Regions from separate parts of the Homo sapiens genome. Here region 2 is linked to region 1. Evidence: chromatin contacts called from ENCODE Hi-C or POLR2A ChIA-PET data. All regions are on one chromosome and are shown on one strand. Each heading gives the region's core, a stretch centred on a gene start or an enhancer-like site at or near the end of the contact. The rest is flanking DNA. Distances are from core to core; before and after follow the strand shown. Region 1 has its middle 32 kb from the start of SMIM38. Region 2 overlaps LOC105369370 (a long non-coding RNA gene).

What was found. Hi-C counts contacts between places; a loop is a spot of excess contacts on that map. ChIA-PET counts read pairs that join two places held with the same protein, here RNA polymerase II (POLR2A). Pooled maps may share reads with other maps.
Region 2: a loop to region 1 is called in a map of mammary epithelial cell, with 3 times the contacts of the local background. The contact joins two enhancer-like sites. A Hi-C loop is called at or near these places in 2 of 168 maps with a recorded cell type or tissue (endothelial cell of hepatic sinusoid and mammary epithelial cell) and 5 of 50 pooled maps. POLR2A ChIA-PET finds 5 or more read pairs at or near these places in 1 of 52 experiments (PC-3).

The regions. Positions count from the first base shown.
Region 1 is chr11:69,121,049-69,127,535 of GRCh38, reverse strand. No RefSeq gene overlaps it. Among named protein-coding and RNA genes, the nearest start is that of SMIM38, 32 kb to the left of the region's middle. RefSeq lists enhancers at 3,926-4,741, 4,461-4,755 and a silencer at 4,461-4,755. Within about 2 kb of position 4,640, at least 26 of the 41 ENCODE cell types and tissues checked have a DNase peak (open chromatin) inside an H3K27ac peak, as active enhancers do; they include PC-3, where a contact is called at or near this core.
Region 2 is chr11:69,348,393-69,355,200 of GRCh38, reverse strand. The region is part of intron 2 of LOC105369370 (a long non-coding RNA gene); the gene reads right to left. Among named protein-coding and RNA genes, the nearest start is that of MYEOV, 58 kb to the right of the region's middle. Within about 2 kb of position 2,265, at least 7 of the 41 ENCODE cell types and tissues checked have a DNase peak (open chromatin) inside an H3K27ac peak, as active enhancers do; they include PC-3, where a contact is called at or near this core.

The DNA of each region.
Region 1 (6,487 bases), core at 3,391-5,890:
GTGGATAATGTTCTTTGCTGTAATCTGCTCCTTCCGAGGGTGCCTTCCCACTGGCCGCCCTGCACAAACAGCCCCACTCTGGCTGCCACCCGCCCGGCTCCAGACTCCTGATATGAATGCAAAGGTTAGATATTCTTGACACCGCTTTAATTTTTCAAATAGCAAGCCAGTTACCAAGCACGTTGGCACCTGGGCTCGGTTCCCCCACGACTTGGCAGGGCCCACGCAAGCTGCTGGCAGTGATGGATGCATGCCCCTCGGCACACCCCCCCCCCACCCACCCACCCGGCCGCAGCCACGCCAGCCCCAGGACCTCACGCAGCCAGTCCCCGGCAGCTGTAAGGCCCGAGTGCCAAGACACAGAGTGGGCTTTTCCAAGCGCCGGGATCCGGCTGGGCGGGCTTCCCAGCACGGCCTCTGGGAAATGTGTGCAAGGCCTCCGTCAATCTGTAGGGACTAAGCTGCTAGGAGGGCCTGGGGCTGAGCGATTTCATGTTTTTTCCCACCCACCTGGCCTCACCCTCCCTCAGCCTCCTCGCCAAAACAAAATCACTTTAAAAATAAAAAGTAACAGGCAATGCAGAGGCTCTCAGAGCTGGATGGAACTTAGCCATCAGAGGGTCCCATTCACTCATGGTACAGTTGGAGACACTGAAGCTGCAACCAGGAGGCTGAACAGCCAAGACTAGAGCCAGGGTTTTGGCTATCAGAGGGGACAGTCGCTCAGCAGTTCTCAGGAGCATGCGAGCCAGGCAGCCGGTCCGATTCCTAGCTCTGCCACTCGTGAGCTCTGCAACTCCGGGCAAATCTCTTCACCTCTCTGTGCCTCAGTCTCCCCATCCACAGAGTACAACCCACACAGGACCTGCCTCTCAGGCTATTGTCAGGACGACGGTGTCATCAGCATATGGGGAGAGGTGGGCCTCAAGCAAGGCTGGACAGTCGCCGCATGGGGTACAGAACCCTGGAATGGTAGGGTCCCTGAGGAAGGTCAGAGTCAGACCCCTGCGGCAGGTGAGACACAAAGGCCATTCCGGACCGCACTCCACAGTGAGGCCAGCACCCGCATCCATGCACCAGGCCACCAAGAAGGGCCGTCTGTCCGCCAGGCACCGTCTGGTGCTGCTAGGTCTCTGGGAAGGACTCCAGCTCCTGACTTATGGGCACTGGCAAGTACTAGGTAGACAGACTGGAGCTCGAGGGGACATCAGAGCCCTCTGGACAGGCCCAGAGAGGGGCTGCATGTGGCCCAAAGCACCCAGCCCAAGGACTCAGACCCCACCAGGTTGTGTGCCCTCCTCAACCTCATAGCAGATAGGGCTCTGAGGCAAAGCCCCTCCCCTGCCTGCCTCCCTTTTGAGAAGCCTGAAGCCCCATCTGATCAGCCCTCGAATGTCCACTAAATGCCTCTAAACAGGAGGTGGGGTTCAGCCTCTCACAGACAAGTGTGCCTGAGAGCCTCAGGTGAGCCAGGGGCCACTCAGCAGAGGCACAGGCTGGAGGGACAGGGCCCTGGACAGGTGCAGTTTGATGAGGGTAGAAGGACACAGATGACGCCTGGGCCAGCGTCACCCACACACCAGCCCCTGGCCACACAGCTGCTGATCACTCTGTACATGGCTGGTGAGACTCATAAACTGTGGGGGTTTTTTTTAAATATATTTAATTTTAATTATTTTACATTTAAAAACTGAAGCAATAATTGGATTATTTGTAACTCAGAGGATAAATGTTTGTGGGATGGATACCCCATTCCCCAGGACGTGCTGATTTCACACTGCATGCCTGTATCCAAACATCTCATGGACCCCACAGGTACATACACCTACTACAGACCTGCAGAAAAATTCATTAAATTTAATTTTTAAAAACTGAAGCCATGTGGGCCAGGCGCAGTGGCCCACGCCTGTGATCCCAACACTTTGGGAGGCCAAGGCAGGCAGATCACTAGGTCAGGAGTTCGAGACCAGCCTGACCAACATAGTGAAACCCTGTCTCTACTAAAAACACAAAAATTAGCTGGGCGTGGTGGTGTGCACCTGTAATCCCAGCTACTCAGGAGGCTGAGGCAGGAGAATCGCTTGAACCCGGGAGGTGGAGGTTGTAGTGAGCCAAGATTGTGCCACTGCACTCCAGCCTAAGCGACAGAGTGATACTCCTTCTCAAAAAAAAAAAATTAAAAATACTGAAGCCATGTGAAATAGCCTCTTGTTCAACACAACTTTATTGTCTAGGTAGGACATTCAACATGTAGTGTCTGAAGTAAGAGGTGCTCTCAATGTAAGTACCAGGTTTTTAAGACTAGTACATACAAAAGAATGCAAAATATCCCAATAATTTTGATTATGTGCTGTTTCAATATTTTGGATGGATTGGGTTAAATAAAATGTGATTAAAATTCATTTCACCAGTTTCTTTTTACCTTTTTAATGTGGCTACTCAAAAATTGTAAATTATCTCTGTGGTTCGCATGACAAATGCTGCCCAACTTACGATGGGGTTACGTTCCAGCAAACCCATCCACTGAATCAAACGCATTGAATCCACCTGAACATCATAGCGCAGCCTGGCCCACCCTATGTGTGCCCAGATCACTGCCATTAGCCTACAATTGGGCAAAATCATCTAACACAAAGCCTGCTTTATAATAAGATGTTTACTATTTCATGGAATTTACTGATGTTCTACTGAACGCATATGGCTTTCACACCATTGTGAAGTCAAGAGATCCTTAAGCTGCATCCTAAGTTGGGAGCCATCTGTCTACAGCTGACCCTTAAACAACACGGGTTTCAACCTATAGGCAGGTTTTCTTCCACCTCTACCACCCCTGAGGCACAAAGACCAACCTCTCCTCCCACTCCTCCTCCTCCTTCCTACCCCTCCTCCTCTGACTTAGCCTCTTTGATGTAAGATGACAAGGATGGAAACCTTTATGATGATCCACTTCCACTTACTGAATAGTAAATATATTTCTCTTCTTTATGATTTTCTTAATAACATGTTCTTACTTTATTGTAAGAACACAGCATGTAATACATGTAACATACAAAATATCTGTCCATCAACTGTTGATGTTATCAGTGAGGCTTCTGGTCAACAGTCGACTATTCGTAGTTCAGTTTTGGAGGAGTCGAAAGTTACATGCAGGTTTTCACTGCATGGGGGAGGGGGTCGCAACCCTAACACGTGCATTGTTCAAGGGGAAACTGCGTGTCTGTTGGGCCCCAGTGTTTTGGGGCCTTTGCTGATTTGCTCCTTTTGAACTCGCCAGTAAAGGTGGTAATAAACGTAGCAGAACCCTCGCCGGCCCTCCCGAGCACCAGTCTGGGAGCTAAGCTTACATTCTCCAGCTGCCCTCAATGCCCCCGCATTCCGACAAGATAGGATCCATTGATCCCTATCCGGGCCCAGAGAGATGGAGTAACTTGCCCAGGTCACACAGCAAGGCCTTGGGGGACCTCATATCTACAGGCCTGAGGTGGAGGCCCTGGGAGGGCGCCTGGTCTCCTCTCCTCCCTCCAGCTCCTCAGCCACATTCTGCCCTGGATTTTCTCGGGGATTGGGGGCCTTTCTCAGTTCCTAAAACCAACAGTGAATCCAACCCCAGGAGCGCCTCCTCTGGCCGCTGTCTACTGGAACCAGGGGAGGAGAGAAGTGAGACCAGAGACTGCAGACCTTGAAGGCTAGAACAGGGAAGGGGGAAGTGGGCCAGCGGGGAGGGTCGTGGCGGGGGCACCCAGGGGTACAAAGGTACTTAGCCCCTGCAAGGGCCAGGAGGGAGGGCAGGGGGAAGTAGGAGGACCCCACCCGTCGCCCACTCAGCAAAGGACTCTTGGGCACCTGGCGCGCACTCACCACCATGCTCAGTGTTGGGTGCAGTGGTGGGTGGGGCCTCAACCTCACAGAGCTGGCATTCGGCGGCAGGGACAGGTGCTGACCACCCTAATGGTCAAGCGGAATGCTTGCAGGGTGCAAGGTCACAAAGTTCTGGGTTCAAACTCTAGCTGGGCCCCACTATGTGACCCTGGGCTACCGTGGGCTGCAGCCCGCTGGCGTGAGGAGAGACCTCAAAGGTGCAGGGAACTCTGGGGCTTCCCCCACCACGGGTAGAGGAGATTCAGAGGTCTCCGCAGAGCGCACAGAAAAGCCAGCTCTGCCCCAGCCCCCTCCCCGCCCTCACACCCAGCCTGAGCACTTCCTTCACTCCCTGGATCAAGGCTGCATGCAAGATGTCACCGGCTCACTGGCTCTGCAACCTACGTCTCTGCAAACCACTGATGCCGCCCACTCCCGCCTCTCACAGGGAGCTGACTCGATTTGCCCGAGGTCCCTGAGCTGGCAGGAACAGATCAGAGTGTTCTGGCTCCCCTCCCCCCGCCCCCCCGCCATGGGTCTAGCAGATTAAAAGAAAACTTCCCCAGGAAGGCTGCAGAGACACACCCAGCCCTGTTTCTGAGATCACAGGCGAGGAGCCCAGAGGCAGGGACAGAATGACAAATGCTTCTTAGGGGACCCAAATGCCTCCCGTTCTGGGTACAGAGTGCTGCCCTATTATCCACCAATGCAGAGAGCACTGCTGCAGGGCGAGGGCTCCGGAATGTTTGCAGGACGCATAGCAGAGCTGTGAGTCAGCCGAGGCAGGGAGGAGGCCGCACAGCAGGGCGGGCAGGTGGGGAGCCGGGCGTGAGGTCAAACCCTCCATGCAGAACTAGGGTAAACAATGGCCCAGGACCAGCCCTTGGGCGGCATTCTCCATGGCCCAGCCCAGGTAACATCGGAACTGTGCCCAAGAGGAGGAAAGGCACTCGCCAGGAGGGAAGCCATTTGCCCTGGGTCCTGCCGGGATTTGGGGCCAAGATTCTGGACTCCCAGCACAGTGCTCTCTCTTGGCCAAGCGCTGCCTGGGCATGGCTGTCCCTGGATATAAATGAAACCTTGTAGATTTGAAGAGTATTCTAGCCGCCCCGGAAGGCTGGCTGCTCAGAGGTGCTGTCTCACGATGGGATCATATACGCAGACATGGGGCCCTACCTCAAACTGGCCGTGCGACCTGGGGCAAGCCACTTATGGGTCTGAGTCCCAGATGCCCCACCTGGAAAAGGGACAGGAATTCCTACCACCCCAGGCACATGTACAGTTCCAATGAGATAAGAACCGAAGCACCCGCTGTGTGCCAGGCACTGGGTAGGGGCTTTTCACGTGGTATCTGTTGTCTGTGCTGTACCCTCTCCACGTTAGGGAGGCAGAAACTGGCATGTGGAGAGGCCAGCTTGCCGTCGGCCACACTCTGAGGATGTGGCAAGGCCAGAATCTGCAGGTTCATGCCCTCTGCAGTGCAGTGCCTCCAGCAGGCTCCCAGAGGGCATGGGACCCTCCGCCCCAACCCGCCTGTGAGCCCCTCAGAGCCTGGGAAGACACGTGCGGGTGCAGCTGCAGGGAGGGCAGGGCTGATCCAAAGGCTCCTTGGGGTGGGGAAGGATGGCTGAGCCGGGATCCACTTTCCACATGGGTCCTGAGCACACTGCTCTTCACTCCAAGTTCTCGGCCACTTGGGATCACGCTCTTCTTTAATTCTCCAAGCAATGCCTCCCACTGCCCTCGGAGCAGTACACTCCACCAGGGGCCTCCCCAGAGTCCCTGGGGATCGGGCTGAGACAGATGGGCAGGGGCTTGACTCCCTCCGAGCTGCCCTCCGCCAGCTGCCTCCACTCCTGTTCTCAGGCCCACCTTGCCCCCTGCCCCTCACTGGGCACCCCAGGGTCATGGTGGGGGCAGGCGGTCCCAAAGGCCTAGGCTCTGGATGACTTGCATTGAATAACGTTCCACTGCTCCCAGGACCCCCGTGCAGGGTAGCACTGTCTCCCTCTCTCCAGCACCTCTGCCTGGCTCCCACGGCCCTCCCCCCCGACCAAAACCACCAATTCCGAGCCTCAATGATACAGAGTGGTCCAGCCAACCTTTCACCAGCTACCCAAAAATCCCAGGGGAGGTAGTCAGCTGGGCTTGATGACAGCCACCCCAGCCCTGGGGGAGCCACTCCCAGGCAGGACACCTCCTGCCTCTCAGGTCATACCCCTTCCTAGATGCCCACATCTGTATGATGGGGATGAGAAAATCTTCTCTTTATGGAAGAAAATCTACAGAGAGCCCTGAGCAGGAGCCTGGCATGGATATAACACGCACCCAACAGCTGCTGCCACTTCCTTCCCTGGGAGGGCCTTCTGCAGCTCGGCGCCCTCAGCCTGTGCGTGGCTTTGCCCCCTGCACATTTGGTAAGTGAAGCTCAAGGCTGAGACCAAAGGCACACAGGGGCGTGTGCATGCTTGAGTCTTATGGGTACGTGCTGTGTGCCTGTGTGCATGCATGCCCAGGCAGGTACGTGTGTGTGGGTGTGCAGAAACATGTACGTGTGTGCATGCATGCCCAGGCAGGTACGTGTGTGTGGGTGTGCAGAAACATGTATCTGTGTGTGTTGTGTGCAGAA
Region 2 (6,808 bases), core at 1,016-3,515, 230 kb before region 1:
TACAGGTGCCCCCCACCATGCCTGGCTATTTTTTATTTTTTATGTTTTTAGTAGAGACAGGGTTTCACTATGTTGTACAGGCTGGTTTCGAACTCCTAATCTCAAGTGATTCACCCACAGCTTCATCGAGGTGGAATTCACGAACCAGCAGTCCACCCATGTGAAATGTGCAATTCAGTGGTCTTCAGTATATTCAGACTCGGGCATCCAACACCAGAATCAATGTTAGGATATTTTCATTCTCCTGGAAAGAAACTCCACACCTTCCAGCCATGCCCCACAACTTCCCCACCCCCCATTCATTCCCCAGCCCCAGTAACCACCCTTCTACTCTATCCCTCTACAGACTTGCCAACTCTGGGCATTTCATTAAATGGAATTCTACGACATTTAGTTTTGTTGTGACTGGCTTCTTTTACTTGGCCTAATGTTTTTGAGGTTCATGCATGTTTGCAGCATGGACCAGGAGTGCATTCCTTTTCAGGGCTGAATAATATTCCCTTGTGTGGCTAGACCACAGTTGGTTTCTCTGTGCGTCAGTTGCTGTGGACATTGGGTTGTTGCACTGTGGCTGCTGTGGATGGTGCTGCTGTGAGCTTGGCTGTGCAGGTTTTTGTGCAGACATGTTTTCTGTTCTCTTGAGCAGGTACCTGGGAGTGACTTGCTGGGCCCTGTGCTAATGCTGGTTAACCCTTTAGGTTCCTTGTTGCACTGGAACTATGCAGACTGTGAAGGCGGCCTGGGCTTCTGTCTGGCTCCAGCATCTGCAGCTGGCAGCCTTGGGCAAGTCCCAGCAGCTCAGATTCTGCCTTTGCTGTCAGTAGCACAGCAGGGGGCAAGCATGTGTGTGAATTTGCAGGGGGTCCTGTAATTCATAGCAGGCCCACTGGGGCTGCTCACCGAGCTCCATTCTCTCCCCCTGGCTGAGGCGGTCAGAGGGGATGAGACAGAGAGATGCATAAGGATCCACCCTCCCAGCCGACCTCCTGCTGCCCTGAAACCTGCTGCTGAATTTCTCTGGGCCCAGCCTGGGGCTTTGCACACCTGCCCACTAGCCCCTGACGACACCATCTCAACCCAAAGCTCCCTCCCCGGGCCTTGAGTTATCTGGGGAGGGGGGCGTCATAGAGCCCTCAACTCTCCCTCACACCCATGGCAGAGGCTGGGCCTGCCCTGGAGCCGATGAGGACCTTGCAAGGGGGTCTGCCACAGTCCTGGGGGGTTCCCTCCAAGGGAGGGACTGAGCCCCACCCATCCGTGACTCTGTCTTGACGTAGGCTCCTGCCCCAACCCCAGGTCACTGTCTCTTCTCCACGATTGCAAGTGACCTTAGCCCCGCTGCACCGTTGGAAGGGACGTCGGCCTGTGTGGGTGGCAGTTGGTATGTGGACTCAAGACCTGCGGCACCTCTCAAAGGCTCGCGTGGCCCCCGGACACCCCTGGTGGCCCTGCCCTGACCCCAGGCGTAACCTCACCTGGGCCCTCTGATTCAGCACCCACAGGGCCCCTGTGAAGCAGATGCTATCACCATTGCCCCTTCACAGATGAGGAAACTGAGGCACAGAGCAGGAAAGAAACTTTACCATGGTGACACTTGCGGCAATTCAGAGCCTGCTGTCACTCAGGGACCTCATCCGGCCTTCACTGCCCACAGCACTGCCCAGGGTCAGCACCAGTGCACCTTTGGGTGGGATGGGAAGCTGTGAAACCCAGAGAGGGACAGAAATGGGCCCAGGAAGCAGCCCAGGCCAGTCTGGGAGGTGGCTCTCCACCATCACCTTCTCTGATACTCAAGGTGAGGCTGTAGGGGTGGGTGGGAGTGGGGTCCCTGCATCTGGAGGGCAGGGTAGGATAAGCAGGGTCCCTACACCACCTTGTTCTTGCTCTGTGACCAGAAATGCTGCACATCCCTGAGAAACAGTTCTGTTCTCTATCAAATGGCAAAACCTATCATGGGAATGCTTGTTGTAAAGGCTACTAGTATTTACATATCAGGTATCAATAAGGATAATAAATTGTGAGCTTATTATTTGCTAGCCCTATGCTGAGTGTTTACTAATGATTGCTTCATTTAGCCTGAAATGTGAATTCAGATCAGATTTCAGAGCTGACATTCATAATTGCTACCTCCTCCCACAATAATCATTTAACAGCTGCCATTTACTGGGCTCTGGCTCTGGTAGGCTGCAGGCTGTGATTTCATGTGACTTCTTACTTGATCCTCATGACAACCCTCTGAGTAAGTACTGCTACCATAATCTCCACTTCACAGAAGAGGAAACTGCAGCTCAGCGAGGGTGAGTCACTTGCCCAAGGTCACACAGCTGGTCTGCAGCAGAGCTAGGATTTGAGTCGGGGTTGTGTGGCTGTAAGAGACATGCCTGTAGCCATTCTGCTCTGTGCTGCCTCCTAAAATGCCCAGCCTGTTGTCCTAAACTGGAAACAGCCCAGCTGTCCATCAGCAAGGGACTAGATCAATAGACTGCAGTATGTTCATGCAATGTGGTATCACCCAGTAATGAAAAGTCATGAACTATTTCTACATTTAACAGCATGGAGGCATCCCACAGATACTATGTTTTAAGAAAAGAAGCCAGATGTTTTAAAACACATATTGTGTGGTTCTGTTTATGTGATATTCAGGAATGGACAAAACTAACCAATGGTTAAATAAGTCAGAATGATGATTACTTGTGAAGTGAGTACACCCTTGGAGTGGGAATTCTGGAGGGACTAGAAATGATCCACCTATTGATCTAAGTGGTTGTGATTGTTCATTTTGTGGGCCAGCTAGGCTGGGCCACAGGATGCCAGATAGCCAGTGAGTGATTTCTCGGCGTGTCTATGAAGGTCTGGAGGAGACTGGCATTTGAATTCATGGGCTGAGTCAAGCAGATGGCCCTTCTCAGGGTGGGTGAACACCATCCAACCTATTGTGGGTCTGAATAGAACTAATAGATGGATGAAGGGTGAATTAACTCTGCCTGATGGCCTGAGCTGAGACATCAGTCTCTTTCTGTCAGCACTCATGGTTCTCAGGCCTTCAGATCTAGATTGGAATCAACACCATTGGTTCTCTGACTCTCAGGCCTTCAAACTACACCACTGGCTTTCCTGGGTCTCCAGCTTGCAGAGGGCAGCTTGTGGGACTTCTCAGCCTCCATAATCCTATGAACCAATAACTTACGGTAAATAAAGAAATACACACACATGCGCACACACACACACACGCACACACACACATATGCACACACGCACATCCACACACACAGGCACACACACACATCCATGCACACACACCACACACACACATCTCCTGTTGGTTCTATTTCTCTGGAAAACCCTGACTATTATAGCAGTGGTTATGTGGATGCACACATATGTATGAATCAATAGCCTGCTAAAACAAAGACATCTACATAATTCAGAGGATCTTAACAGAATGTAGAGTCTATATAATATGACATTAAGATTGTCTATGATACAATCCAAAATTATTTGACATACAAAGAAACAGGAACATGCAGCCCATTCTCAAAGGATAAAAAAATTAACAGATGAAAGCACCAAGATGACTCAGACATTGAAATTATCAGACAAAGAATTTAAAGCATCTACTACAACTCTACTCAATGAGATCAAGGAAATACATTTGAAATGAATAAGCAAATAAGAAATCCTGGCAGAGAAAGTATTAAAAGAGGATATTGGAATTTTAGAAATAACAAAGAAAATATTTGAAATGTTTAAAAATCACTGGATGGATCAATAGCAGAATGGAAATGAGAAAGGCAAAAGTCAGCAAACCCATAGATCAATAAAATGAGTCAATCAGAAGGACACAGAGGAAAAAAAGATTGAAGAAGGAAAGGAACAAAGAGCATCAGGAACCTGTGAAGCCATATCCAAAGCTCTTAAACATTATAACTAGTCCAGAAAGAGAGGAGAGTGAGATGGGAGCAGAAAAATCTTTGAAGACATGACTGAAAATCTTATATATTTAGTGTAAGACATAAGTTTACAGATTCAAGAAACTCAGAGAACCCCAAACAGGATAGAATCAAAGAAACCATGCATAGAGCAACTACATACACACAGGGAAATGCAGCCAAACAGCCAACAGATAAATTAATATGGAATACTATAAAATATTCAAATAATCCAAAAGCATGCAGAGAAAGGGGAATAAAGGAACCAAAAAAGAGAAAAGATCAGCATTAAATGTTAATGTTCTAAACACTCCAATGAAAAGGAAGAAATTGACAATATGGATTTTTAAAAGCAACACCCAATTATGTGCTGCCTACAAGAGATTTACTTTGAATACAAAAACACAAATAAGACAAAAGTAAATAAACTGAAAAGAATAAACACAAGATGCAAAGAATAAACACAAGATGTCAGGGTGGCTATAATGATATTAATTAATCAATATGAGACATTATTAATAATAATTACTCAATAAGATGTTAACTAATGTTAATAATTATGCATATTGATCAGTTAATTAATAATAATTACTTAATATTATATTATGAGCAATTATTTTTAATTACTCATATAGATTAATATTAATACTTATGTTGATATTAATATTAATAACTTTCAATACAGCAATATCAGAGATAAGGAGAGACATTTTACATAATAAAAGGAATGATTAGAAAGGCATAAAAGTGTAAATTTTGATTTGTCTAAAATATATAATATAGCTTCAAAATATATAAACAAAATTAATAAAGGGAAGAAATGCACACAAATCCCACTATCACAAAGAGAGATTTTAATACCCTTTCTCAGCAATTAAAAGAACAAATATATAAGAAATTAGTAAAATAATTAATAATAATTACTCAATATGATGTTAACTAATGTTAATAATTACACTTATTGATTAATTAATAATTACTCAATATATTAATATGAGTAATTATTTTTAATTACTTATTTAATTGAAATTAAATGGCAAAAACCGCAATTACTTTTGCACCAACCTAATATAAACATAACTATTCATCACCTTGATCTGACTGATAACTATAGCACACTATACCTAGCAACTGTATGTGGTACATTTCACCAAGAAAGACCATATGCTGGGCCAGAAAACAAGTCTCATTAATTTTAAAAGAATAGAAATCATGTAGGGTGTGTACTCTGACAACAACTGAACCTAATTAGAAATCAGTAATAGTAGGATGTCTAGCAAAACCCCAAATATCTATAAATGTTTCATGCGTCTACAAATGACTCATGAATTCAAGATGAAATCACGAGGGAAATCAGAAAATAATTTGAATTGAAAGACAATGAAAATACATCCTATCAAAATCTGTGGGATTCAGCCACAATAGTTGTTAGAGGGAAGCTCAGAACTTTAAATACTTACATTAGAAAGCAAGAGCAATCTAAAATCAATTACCTGAAGATCCACCTTGAGGAGTTAGAAAAGAGAAGAGCAAAGTAAAGCCAAATTAAGTGGAAGAAAGGAAAAAATAACAGTAAGAGCAGAAATAAATGAAATAGAAAACAGACAGACAAAAAAGAAGGAAAAAAAGCCAAAAGTTGATTATTTGAGATCAACAAAATTAATAAACTCTTAGCTAGACTGTTGAAGTAAAAACGAGAGAATACAAACTACCAGTGCAGAAACTGAAAGGGTATTTATTATTAACACAGATCCTACAGACTTTTAAGGGCTATCATAAACATCTTTATACCAAAACTTCAACAACTTAAATTAATTGGACAAATTTCTTGAGAAGTAAAACTTAAATTGATACAAGAGGAAACAGAATATCTGAATAGCACTACACCTGTTAAAGAAATCTCATTATTATGCTAAAGTTTTTTTTTACCAAAAACTTTTTAAAAAGGAAAATCCAGAGCTAGACTGTTTCATTGGTTAATTTGATCAAATATTCAAGGAAGAAATAAACTAATCTTAAGGAATTTTTTCAGAAAATGAAGGAAGAGGTAGCATCACCCAACTCATTTTATAAGGCCAGCATAACCCTAAAGAAGGCAGCAGCTGCTCAGGAAGGCAGCAGGGGCTGCACCTTCCATGGAGCCACCGGGAGCTGGGGGAACAAGCGGGAGCCCCACCCCTTCTGAGTTGGCTGAGGAGCTCCCTGAGTGCTCCTGCCACCACCCAAACTGTGGCTGCAGACCCAGGCCTCCAGTTCCACGGAGAAGGCAGGAGACCCACCCTCCTGGGTGAAGCTGCAGCCACCCAAGTCTGGCTTCCTGACTTCCCAGGCACCTGCTACCTGGCTTATCCCTTTTGTCGGTGCCTACTCTGATCTTGGAGCAAAGTCAGGGCCAAGCCCAGGCACCATGAACAGCAGTGGGAGGCAGACAGATTCCTGGGCAGAAGAGGACAGGTCCACTGGTGAGGCCCCCACATTCAGGCCAGGAAGGGCCTGAAGGCTAGGGACCAGGCTGCCTGTCCCATGCACCAGAGTGGGAGCTGGTGCCTTTTCTCAGCTGCCCATGGCTGCCCATGGCTGCCCATGGACCAATCGGTGTGCACTTCCTCCCCTGTGAGGCCCATAAAAGCCCCAGGCTCAGTCAGAGCTGAGCAGACAACAGGATGACCAGCTGCAGCTGGGAGCTACCCTGTTCAGGGACTCTCTCTGCTGAGAGCTGAACACTCAAGGGGATGACCTGCCTACAGAGAGGAGCTACCCACTGCGGGTCTCCTCTGAGCTGTCCTAACACTAAATAAAGCTCCTCTTCATCTTGCTCACCCTCTGCTTATCTGTGTATCTCAGTCCTCCTTAATGCAGGATAAAAACTCAGATAAACG